3 separate regions of the Homo sapiens genome follow, and all the other regions are linked to region 1. A link is a contact called in ENCODE Hi-C or POLR2A ChIA-PET data. All regions are on one chromosome and are shown on one strand. The core of a region is the stretch at or near the end of the contact, and the rest is flanking DNA. Distances in the headings are between cores, read along the strand shown. Region 1 overlaps NMNAT2 (nicotinamide nucleotide adenylyltransferase 2). Region 2 overlaps LOC105371646 (a long non-coding RNA gene). Region 3 overlaps SMG7 (SMG7 nonsense mediated mRNA decay factor).

The links. A loop is a pair of places that touch in the nucleus more often than their neighbours do. ChIA-PET counts read pairs that join two places held with the same protein, here RNA polymerase II (POLR2A). Pooled maps may share reads with other maps.
Region 2: a loop to region 1 is called in a pooled map, with 2.2 times the contacts of the local background. The contact joins two enhancer-like sites. A Hi-C loop is called at or near these places in 3 of 168 maps with a recorded cell type or tissue (OCI-LY7, Panc1 and cardiac septum), 1 of 37 single-sample maps with no recorded cell type and 1 of 50 pooled maps. POLR2A ChIA-PET finds 5 or more read pairs at or near these places in 2 of 52 experiments (AG04450 and activated B cell).
Region 3: a pooled map shows a loop between it and region 1 (5-fold over the local background). The contact joins two enhancer-like sites. A Hi-C loop is called at or near these places in 1 of 37 single-sample maps with no recorded cell type and 6 of 50 pooled maps. POLR2A ChIA-PET finds 5 or more read pairs at or near these places in 2 of 52 experiments (A673 and T-cell).

Annotation. Positions count from the first base shown.
Region 1 is chr1:183,280,683-183,284,684 of GRCh38, reverse strand. NMNAT2 (nicotinamide nucleotide adenylyltransferase 2) reads left to right here. Exons shown (of 11, transcript NM_015039.4): 7 at 646-690. Among named protein-coding and RNA genes, the nearest start is that of LAMC2, 96 kb to the right of the region's middle. RefSeq lists an enhancer at 2,793-2,852 and a silencer at 3,063-3,112. Within about 2 kb of position 2,749, at least 26 of the 41 ENCODE cell types and tissues checked have a DNase peak (open chromatin) inside an H3K27ac peak, as active enhancers do.
Region 2 is chr1:183,442,919-183,446,762 of GRCh38, reverse strand. LOC105371646 (a long non-coding RNA gene) reads right to left here. Exons shown (of 4, transcript XR_922351.2): 2 at 3,444-3,578. Among named protein-coding and RNA genes, the nearest start is that of NMNAT2, 26 kb to the right of the region's middle. RefSeq lists a silencer at 3,023-3,223. Within about 2 kb of position 2,307, at least 2 of the 41 ENCODE cell types and tissues checked have a DNase peak (open chromatin) inside an H3K27ac peak, as active enhancers do.
Region 3 is chr1:183,513,369-183,517,111 of GRCh38, reverse strand. SMG7 (SMG7 nonsense mediated mRNA decay factor) reads right to left here. Exons shown (of 23, transcript NM_001375584.1): 3 at 1,121-1,238. Among named protein-coding and RNA genes, the nearest start is that of SMG7, 43 kb to the right of the region's middle. Within about 2 kb of position 1,976, at least 4 of the 41 ENCODE cell types and tissues checked have a DNase peak (open chromatin) inside an H3K27ac peak, as active enhancers do.

The DNA.
Region 1 (4,002 bases), core at 1,500-3,999:
CAGTCCTGTCTCTTTTCTTTCTCTCCTCCCTTCATTCCTTCAGCAAAGATCCTCAAGCACATTCCCCCCACCGCAAATTCCCGTGATTGTGTGTGTGTGCGTACTTGTGCACAACGTATCCCCCCACACAGGCGTTGCACACACAAGGGCACATCGAAGACTCAGTCTTTCACATCTTCCTGCAGGCACTTGCTACATTCCACCATGTGAAAAAGTTCTGCACCCACAGTGTGCTTGTTCTTTAAACCAGGTAATCCCTAAGGAGAGCCAGCCACCTCTTGTGGCCCAGAAAGCCATCTCCCTAGGTTGTAAGGATGTTGCTCTTGTGGCCAGCCTCCCTCAAACACAGAAACAGAAGGCGCTCAGCATGAGCGTGTGTGTGTTCGGCATTGGCTCCCCAGCCAGGCTGTCTCATTCTGAAAGTCCCAGCAATGTGAAGTGCTGCTCCTGGAGCGGGAGGAAAGCTTCCTGTCCGTTTTATGCCTGACTGCTCTCCATTCACCCTCCTCAGGTGGCACACCACACCCCTACTTGCACCCACCCCACCCCATCCCAATAATTCCTGCTGAGGCCCTCAGGCAGACTGTGTGTTGGGTACCAGGAAGCCTGTTCCCTAATGCCCTACCTTCCTTCTTTCCTCCTTAGATGAGAATGCCAATCTGGGCACGGTGATGCGGTATGAAGAGATTGGTGAGTGGGACTGCGAAAGTGCGGAAAATGGGGACATTTGGAGCTCCCTGCCTTCACGACAGGCAACATGGGGAGCAGAGAGGCTTGAAAACCCAGGGACTGTTTTGCAGCAGGGTCTCCTCTCGGAAGAGGGATCGTTCCCAGGCTAAGATTGCATTCGTAGTTAGCTCCCTTTAACATCTCTTAACTGGACTCCAGCCAACTCCCAAGAGATAGGACTGGATCATTTGGTGATTTTTCCTTCAGAGCCTCCACTCCCTCCTCTAAAAAACATGAAAGTTGAGCTTTGGCACCAGCTGGAAAGACCCTTCTTTTGGGCACAGACACTGCACACAAATGAGGCAGAAGAGCACCCCGGCCTTCCTCATTCAGTGCTTGTAGATGAAGAAACAGAGAGGGGACTGAAAGCCACCTCCACACCTCCCTTGCAGCCTTGGGCAGAGGCTAAGGCACTTCACTGTCTGTGTGAGGGCTGCCTGCCCAACCCAATACCAGAGCAGGCCAGGGCAGGCCCGAGCCGGTGGAGGGCGGTTACACAGCTGTCAGGGTGGGAAGAAGTTGATGACCCCTACAAGCAAATTGAGAAGCAGATAGGAACACTGAAATCTTCCCAGGGTTTCAGAATGGTGGGAGACGCAGGTGTCTGAAGCTGGGGAAAGGGCAGGGAGACACCAGAATAGAGCTGGAGCTGGCACAGGTACCAGGGGACAAGAAGGGTCAGTGACATCAGGAATGCCTGGAGCTCTAGGGCAAGGCAGCCTGGTGTCCACACCCTCAATCTTCAACTTCCAGCTGAAAAGATCCTCCAAGCATCCCTTCCTGGTACTTTTCTGTCCAAGGACTGGAAGTCAGGGCTCCCACTGCAATCCTGAGAGGCAGGGTTTGTCCTGAGCACTTGGTTCACACAGACCCGGCAGATGTGATGTCATTTCAAGGGGCTTCTCTGGGTCTCATCCTCTCATCTGAGGTGCAGTGGTGTCCCTGAATTGGCTCAGGTGGTTTCCTACAACCATTTGTAAAGTTTTCAGGAATTTTGTGAACCAGTTTTAAATAGAGCCATTACTAAAAATTAAGTTATATTAACTTAAAATTAAATTTAATTAAAAACAAAAGGAATGAATACTCAAAACTCCTCACTTCTTGATTATTTTACTAATTTTAATATCCTTTATTGACCAGCAAGTCACTCTCTGAAGGCCACAGGAAGGAGCACCCGCCTTCCTGGTTGCTCCCCAAAACAGGCAGGAGCATTTGGCTCTAGGTTCTCCAGACCCAGAACACCCAACAGGCAAGGATGGGAGGGAAGGTGCCTGGGCTGGGCTGAAAGCTCCTGCACTCCACTTCCCTGCAGTTCCAGCCTGGTCACCACCTGCTGCCTTCCCACGCAGTCTCCTTGGCCAGCAGAGCTCAGCCTTAGGACTTCTCATTGTATTCCAGTGTATTTCTCTTTCCTTAGTCCAGAGATGTATTGTGGCAAGCTTGAGCCATGGCCTTGCTTGCCTTCCTAGCGCCTGGGGCAGGTGGATCAGGCACTCCTCATCCTGACTCAAGGAGTCCCCTCCAGGAGAGGACAGTGGTGATCAGTATTGCACAGCGTACTGCTGTGTTCACTTCCATTAGCTCACGGCTACCTCGGGAGGGGCAGGGGCCTCTGCTTACTCTTCTTGCTCCATAGCAGTTCTGGAGTTATGGTGAGCCAGCCGCCAGGGACCAAAAATGCTGCTGGGGAGTGACCTCTCACCTCTGGCTTCCCTGAGGCTCTGCCTGTCCCCTTCCACATCCCCTGTGCTCGCTGAGAGGGAGGGTCTACCTGCATGTGATGGAGAAAGGACAGTGTGGGGTAGAGAATGGAGAACACTTAGGTTCCGAGAAAGGACAGCTCAGCAGCCACAGCTGTCAGATTGGGCTCAGGTCCTGGCATGGTCCAGGTGGTGGCTGCATGCAGTGGAAACTGGGATGGGCTGCAGGGCCCGGGCTTCACATAGCCCGGATTCCTGGGAGGGGAGTGTGGACAGAGAGTGTGCATTCTGGCTCGTGGCCCTGGATCAGCGTGACCTGGGGAAGGAGGCTAGCCCAGAGGAGCTGGAAGGGAGCTCGCTGCCTCCCGACTCCTGCGCTGTGTGAGGCGCTGGGGCTCACGTGTCCCCTTTTTTAATATTTCCTTCCACACTAAATGAGGAGGAAAAGCCATTTTCTCCTAGCTCCATTAGCGTCTGTTGACCCTATTTACATGCTCCTAACAGCTGACTGCTCCTCCAGGGCTGCCCTAGACCACAGGCTGTTGGGCTGGAAACTTGCCTTAGCCTCATAGGACAAACTGGGAGAAGTCACTGCTGCCCTCCAGTGGCCATATGTGGGATCTCAAGCCCTGCTGGGGCCGCTTGTCTGACTTAAATGTTTGCACTGGTCCTGCAAGAAAGGGTGGCAGAGACCGTACTCTTGAACTCTTTGTGCTTTGGCTTAAAACATAAAAGTCCCATATTATATTTGGTTGGGATAGTGTGTCCCTGGCTTGGGAATAGGAAAGAGATTTATTTTCATGGCTGTAAGCAGGGATTTTTAACCTTGGCACTAATTGACATTTGGGAACAGATGTGTTGGGGAGGGGGGCTTCCCTGTGCATTGTAGGATGTTTAGCAGCACTCCTAGCCTCCACCCACTAGATGCCAGTAGCATGCCACCCTCTCCCTCCAGTCCTGACATCCAAAAATGTCCAGACATTGCCCAATGTCCCCTGGCAATTGCAAAATTGCCCTCAGTTGAGAACCAGTGATGAGAGAAAGCTGAGGGCCAGCACATTCCCTGTTGACATGACCATCTAATTCAGGGCTGTCCAATCTTTTGGCTTCCCTGGGCAACATTGGAAGAGGAAGAATTATCTTGGACCACACATAAAATACACTAACACTAGGCTGGGCGCGGTGACTCAAGCCTATAATCCCAGCACTTTGGGAGGCCGAGGCTGGCGGGTCACCTGAGGTTGGGAGTTCAAGACCACCCTGACCAACATGGAGAAACCCCATCTCTACTAAAAATACAAAATTAGCCGGGTGTGGTGGCACATGTCTGTAATCCCAGCTGCTCAGGAGGCTGAGGCAGGAGAATTGCTTGAACCCAGGAGGCGGAGGTTGCGGTGAGCCGGAGATCACGCCATTGCACTCCAGCCTGGGCAACAAGAGCGAAACTCCATCTCAAAAAAAAAAAAAAAAAAAAAAAAAATACACTAACACTAACAATAGCTGATGAGCAAAAAAAAAGAAAAAAAGTCGCCAAAAAAAAATCTCATAATGTTTTAAGAAAGTTTACATGCCG
Region 2 (3,844 bases), core at 1,058-3,557, 160 kb before region 1:
GGCAAAACAAAATGGCACAGGCATTCAGTGAACAACACTCAGCTGTTAAAATAGCCACGTCACTAGCTCTCCATATGGAGAGGTAGCTAAGATATCTTGATAAATGAAAAGATAAAGTAAAATAGAGAGTAGTATGTATATTACGCTACCATCTGTGTAAAAAAAGAAAAATTATATATGTTTAAAAATACATATATACATTTTTATATATAGAATGTCCATGGAAGGAAATTTAAGAAATTGGTAATAGTGGTTGCCTCTGCGGAGGAAAACAGAATCACTGAGAAAAAAGAGAAACTCACTTTTCACGATATGCCTTTTGATTTTGTATACATGAGTGTGTTACCTATTCAAAAATAAACAAAAAAAAGTTTAAAGTCCACACCCAAGCAGAGACACTATTTATTAATTAAATGTAGATACCTCCCCTACACACACTTATGAGACTCTGTGCCAGTGATTCTTGTATTTTTTAAAAGAAATATATCACACAGTCAAGCGTGGTTCCTTCAAAGAGAGCATCACCCTGCTGACTGAGTCCCCTTCTTTTAAAGAGAACAGGCAACTTCTCAAGGGATATTATCTGTGGATCATTAAAGGCCCATCTAACTCAAAACATTTCCTTTTGTTAACTTGTCCCAGTTCTGGAAATCCCTACCCATGGAACTTCTTTTATTTTTATTTTAGGATAAAGGCATTACATTTTCAGGAAGTCCCTGTCAGGCTGCAAATATGTAACCTGGCTAACCTGGAGACATTAGGATGGATATTTTTGTTGGTTCCCTAGCAGAAAGCTGTTTCTTGAAAAATAAGATTGGTTTGGTGGGAGGGAGTTTAAAGACACTGATGCATGCAGTCCTGCAGAGAAAAGTTTACGTCCTGGAGATTTACCAAATGAGAGTTTCTGGGTAGTAACAGGCATCATGAAGGTAATGAGCATTTGGGAGCACTGAAGGAAGGGATGAAGCTTTGTAGAGTGTTACATACAAACCCTACCCAGTTTTTATGAAGCAAGCCATGATTGTATAGTAGGGTGAAGTCCTACACCAAAATTATAGGAAGGCCAAAAGTCACAGTAATTGAATACAGGTTGACAGTAGGCCAGTGCCCTTCAGTATTTTTTAAAGCTATCACAGTAATATAACCTGTTATGAGGTGATTTTAGATACATCATCTGCCCCAATATTAGCCAATGTATGTTCTGAATAATACCAGTCTCTTGGAATGTTAATAGTTGTTGCTAAAATGTGTTTTATGATCAAATAATTTTGGGCAACAGTAGTTTAAGCAGAAATTTTTTTCTTGTTGGAACTTCTCAGAGCCTATAGCATGCAAGTGGGTATTTTTCCAAGGGAAAAACAATTATACACTGTGCCCAAAATTGTCTTCTCACAGAACTCTTTTTTATCACCGTGCATCTCATGCACTAATGTTAGGTGGGACACTTGGGAATCGCTGAGCCTTCCTACTCTTGCCCTGGCCTCCCATTTCTATCCTGATGATCATTTTCACCTTGTCTTACCTTGCCCTCCCCTGAATCATTACATAACCTCTATTATGATGTTCACACTAGGAAAATAATGATGAGATCAAAAGTGATGATGACCTTCACAGAAGGACTTCCTTCCCACTTATTACCATACTCCTATGCGTGAGTAAAGGCTCTGCATTTTTTGAAGAAACTACAGTCTGTAATAAGACTCAGACCAATGTGAGATTGAAGCAGGCCTTAATACTACAATTGTCAGTGAAGCCTGTCCTTTAGGTATCATGATGCTCTCTGTAATTATCCTTTGCCTTCTTGTAGGCCTCAAAAACTGGCTTGGCACTAGGGCTCTCTGAAGCAATCATTGTGTCTTTTTCTACCCTTCCACATTTGATTCTTCTAAGTTCCTAAATCCTTTAAGGCTAAAATTAAGTTTCGTTAGAGTTAGAAACTCCAGACCATGGAAGGCCACCCATCTCTGGACAGTACCTACTGCAAATATTGCATTATTTGGGACTGGGACAGCTCTGGTCAACATAATCTCCGAGGGTCAGAGATAGCAGTCAATGATAGCACCACTTATTATTTTCCTCAAGAGAGGCTGCTTACATATATATTTGTAAAATCAGAATAAGGCTTTCTGTAGCCTTAGAGTCCATCCGAATATTTTGTCTCATTCAAAAGAATCACAAATCCACCTTTAATGAGCTTTGAAAAATAATTTATTTTCACTGAAGGCTCTTGAAGAAGTAGCAAAGTGATGAATCACATCCCATCGCAAACAATGGAACTTAGTCAAAATCCTTCTTTCCTATTTCCCCAAAGCCCCACGCTGCAGAGCAGCTGCTGTCCAAATGCTCCTGCTCAGATTTCAATCACTCTCTTCACCTCTCACCTCCCTACTTTCTCTGTCCCTTTCCCCTTCCTTCCAGATCTTTTCCACTGCAGGTAATTCTTATCTTTTTTTTTCTTTTTAATGTAAATTGCTTTAGCTTCTCCTTCAGTTCTTCTTTCTGTCCCTTACCAACTTTTCTCCCTATTTCTTTCCCCGACTTACCCCTTAGACTCAACAAGGAAGCTGGAGGAGAACAGAAGAAGGGAACATGATCAAGTCTTACAAGTTACTCTTTTTCTCTGACACATATATCTTATATAATACATATGACATTACACATATGTAACATGCTATATACAATATATATGATATATATTATGTTATGTAATATGTCTAGCAGAGCCTCATTATAACAGTCTTTGCCATCTGTCCTGTAAAGCTGCTAAATTAATGGACCAATTAGGTATTTTTTTTTCTGATGCTGTAGTAACTACTTCCCTTTTTAAAGTTTATACTTTTAACTCAATTGCATAGTATAGCAATAGTTTTCTAAGGAATTTCTCCAAAGACTGTGTAATTAAACTGTGTGCAATCAAAGCAAATGGACAGAATTATAGGAATATTGGTCATTCATATTAATAAAGCTATCCAACTATCTTTCCCTGGTCAGATAGTCTGAGCTCACATGGGAAGGCCCTTTTGTGTCTTATTTGTGCTGAAGAAGATAAGGAAAGCATTGAGTAAGAACTAGGTCAGGTCCCTTCCACTGCTTATCACAGTCATCAAAGCAAATTTCTTAGGCTTAGAAGTTTCTCGTCTTTTAAATGGATTTGCTGTTCTTTTTTCTTTTATACAAACCAGAATGGCATTTGCTAATCATCTCACTTTCAAGCAAGTTTACATATCATAGTGTGTGTATGTATAGATTTATGTGAATTTTCTCAAATCACACAAAATTATTTTTGGCTTGCATGTTTAATTATTTGCTGGGCAAATACTTCGTATGTAAACTCTGCAAAAACATATTTCTAGGCTGAGTATAAAATTTTAGAATCAAAAGTAGGAATTTCTTCAGAGAGATGCTAAACTTGAAAAAGAATAGAAAATGTCGGAATATACTACCCAATCCCCTGCTGCTTGATCTTTGTCAGAGTGAAATCAGGATTCAGTGATGAGGACCACATCCTGTTGCCATGGAAATGATTGTGCTGTCACAAATATAGTACTATGACTTCATGGTAAAGAGGAACAGATGGTCTGGAAGAGAATGAAGGCCTAAGGTTAGCACAATTGTTTGGGGAATAAGTCATCTTAGATTCTTTTTGGAAGTAGGTAGAAGCACAAATAATAAGCAAAAATGACTTCACTGTAGCTTTGCAAAAGCCGCTGAGTAAGAAAGAGCTTAGCCAAGGTAAAACTACAAAGCTCTTTTCCAATGAAAGAAAAAAACATTTTAATATAGGATGAAGCACAGGTAACAATACAAAACAGCTTTACAAGTCCATATTCCAAAGTTGCCGCTC
Region 3 (3,743 bases), core at 727-3,226, 230 kb before region 1:
GCATACCAAAATCCTGTTATAAAATGCTTTTCTTTAATCTAGTTATATATGGAATCAGTTTAAGTCCAGTTATGATGAATACAGTCACTCTCTCACCTGGAAACCACAGTGGGGAATAAAAAACTAGAACAAAGGGAAGATATTACTGGCCTGATTAAAGGAAGCAAACACAGATAAGAGGTTTACAACTTACCTGGAAAGCATGGAAGTACCTAATTCTATATCAACATCAGCTTCTGAGGCTCTAGAGCACTAGGCTTTTTAATGACTTAGGAGGACAATCACTTCCCTCAGCATTTCTGATGACATCTTATCCTTGACTCTAACATCACAGGATAAGGATTTTGATGGTCGTAATTTAGCTGTATTACTCGACTTCCTAAAAATATAAAGTATCTAAGGCAGATGTAAATGATAGAAAAAACTAATCTTCACCAAAACTTAGGGTAACGGACATTAGTAGACAAAGTACTCTTAATTGATTTTTAAATTTCTATCAGGCTAATGTCCCTGTTCCAATTTGTAAGGCAAAGCCTTCCACAAAAGACAATTACTCACTTGGGAATCTGGTTATCTGCCATTTTGCCCCTTATAGAAAGAAGAAGCGGAAAAGTCTAAATACACAAAATTTTTCATTTTATTGGGGGTAGGGGAGGAAATACTACCAACTTATTTAATTAAAAGAAGGAACTTTCCTTACAATGCAAATACATTTTCCTGACAGGGAAATTATAGAATCACGTTTAACAAAGAAAGATTTTTCTAAAGCCTATTCTTGTATTTTTTTTTTAAATCGCGGCTTAATTATAAGACTGACCACAGACAATCCAAACACTCTTAGTATTTGAAATAGATATATTTGTTTTTTTTGACAGGCCCTAAAAGAGCTGCCGTAATGACCTTAATAGAATTCAACTCTAAACATTTCTCTTCTTACCTCCTCCAAAGACTGTATTTGAAATAATACCAATGGCCAAATATCACAAATACTAGAATTACTTTCCATTGAAAAAGTTTATTCTGCAACAGGTTGAAAAATAAATAACGAACCAAACTGTTTTAAAGTCTCGGTGAAATTCTTGATCTTACAGGGACTTCTCAAATGATAGGTAATACTTACAGATCCTGTTCTACTTTCTTGTCTAAAGCGTATTCCAAATCGGTAACTAGCATTTTCTGGTACAGGTCCTGCAGAGCCTGCCTGGATGTCCAGACTTCAGCTGGACCCAGCTTAGAATCTGAGTAACAAAAACAAAAACATAACGGTAGATAGATAAACCCCAGCAGTTAAAACCATTATACCACACCAGTGACTCCTTCCTGCTCTATCCCCAAGGCAAAACCTGCTCTAAATATATTCCATAGAATGCTGCAGAAGTTTTATACTACTATATTTCAAATGACTTTCAACTTTTGACTAATGACTAAGTCTGGTTTACAATGCTTCTGTTTTTAGTTTTGAAATAATATCATGAAATGAAAAGGGCTAAAAAAAAAAAAAAAAAAGAATGGTTTGCCCTTTGCTTTTTGTTTGTATTTCTGCCTTTTCATATAACAGGAAACTATATGCCTTACAGTAAGCCAACCCATTTGAAATAACAGACTGTCAAGTTGGTCTGTTTACTCTCATACTGTATCTCTTTTTCCAAAGCAACTTTTTCTTTCTTTTTTGTCTCTGTAAGGGAGTCTCTGTAAGGACTCCCACAAATGTCCTTACAGAATTCTCACATCAGCTGATTATCTAGCAGTTGCTTTGGTATTCTGCAGTTACTCCTCTCTCAATATATTGACCGAATAAGCCATGACAGTATTATTTTAATGAGCGGTAGACTGTTTCCTAAGATACTTTTGTGAGCAATCCACATTAGTCATTTAATGTAAACAAAGACTTAGAAGACTAGGATTAAATTGCTAAAGAGGTCAGATGAGAGACTGGGTGTAGAATGTAATCAGAAAGTCAGGCTATGACTACACATAATACAAAATTGGGGCCATGCTGTCTGCCAGAGTCATGCAAGGCACATTAACCTTTGCAATCACTGGGATTATGATTGCAATAACTGACAGTAAACTCCCTCAGTAGGTGAACTTAATAATGGGCTTTTCAATTATATATTTCCCATAACTAGCTGGGCTACTTCGTTTTGCTACTACACAATGGAATAATCATCACTCTTCTTTAGGTTTGCTATTAGCATCTATAGCCACCACAATCCTATTTTGCAAAGAGAATCTCCTGGATTTGAGTTAATGCTCCTAAGAGTTTACAGGCTAGTTAAGAATAGAGTTTACTATCAGCTCCTCATCCCTAGTTAAATTGTTAATCACTAACTAATAGATTTAGTCAACCCTGCTTTAATTCACTTATGGCAAGAAAAAGAAGTGTAAAAGATTACTAATTCTCATCTATCAAGACCATCATTCAAATGAGCAGACATTATCTTAGTTAAAGTTTCTGGGCAGCCAAAGGTCCCCTATAAAGGTCAAACCCTAAGACTATTTACTAAGGTTGTTCAATGTCTAAGAAAAGGTAAATGGTACAGATAGCCTGATATTGCTCCATGTTCTGTTTTCATCACACAATAGATTATGTTTTCAATGCCAATTCAAGAGCATAATACAGTAACTCAGAGCAGACACTGATATACACAATATAGATGATGACAAATCTGTTAATAATGGAAAGAACTGAGTAGTACCTTTTACTGAGTAAATATACAAGCTATTCACCCCCCAACACACTTTTCCTTGAACAAGATGACACGAGATTATCCATGAACTCTTAGGACATTAGCCTAAGTGACTCTAGAGCTGACAAAAAGATATTTTAATAGTCCTTTTCCTCTTTGCAAATCTTGGCAGGTATGCTGTTTAATTCTTTTTTTTTTTTTTTTTGTGAATTTCACTGCAGAACTAAATTATTGAGAAATTAGAATAAGATTCACTAGTACCTATCCTTCTTATTACATTTTAGGATGGCATATGCTGTTACGGAGGGCATACTGACCAGTATACGGTGATTACAACATATTTCCTAATTTCGTATTTAAATCATTTACTCTTTTTTTTTTTTTTTTTTTTTGAGACGGAGTCTTTTTCTGTCGCCCAGGCTGGAGTGCAGGGGTTTGATCTCTGCTCACTGCAACCTCCACCTCCCCAGTTAAAGTGATTCTCCTGCCTCAGCCTCCAGAGTAGCTGGGATTGCAGGTGCATGCCACCACGCCCAGCTAATTTTTGTATTTTTAATACAGACGGGGTTTCACTATGTTGGCCAGACTGGTCTCGAACTCTTGGCCTCAGGTGATCCACTCACCTGGGCTTCCAAAAGTGCTGGGATTACAGGCGTGAGCCACCGCACCATGCCTCATTTACTCCTTTCAATGGCTAAGCCTGGCAGTTATTCTTCCAAAAGACCTCAGCCATTATTTAAAGCAACAAAGATGGCCAGGCGCAGTGGCTCACGCCTATAATCCCAGCACTTTGGGAGGCTGAGGCAGGAGGATCATGAAGTCAGGAGTTCGAGACCAGCCTGACCAACATGGTGAATCCCCATCTCTACCAAAAATACAAAAATTAGTCAGATGTAATGGCGTGTGCCTATAATCACACCTACTCAGGAGGCTGAGGCAGGAGAATCGCTTGAACCAGGGAGGCGGAGGTTACAGTGAGCCGAGATCACGCCACTGCATTCTAGCCTAGGTGACAGAGTGAGACTCCATCTCAAAAAAAAAAAAAAAAAAAAG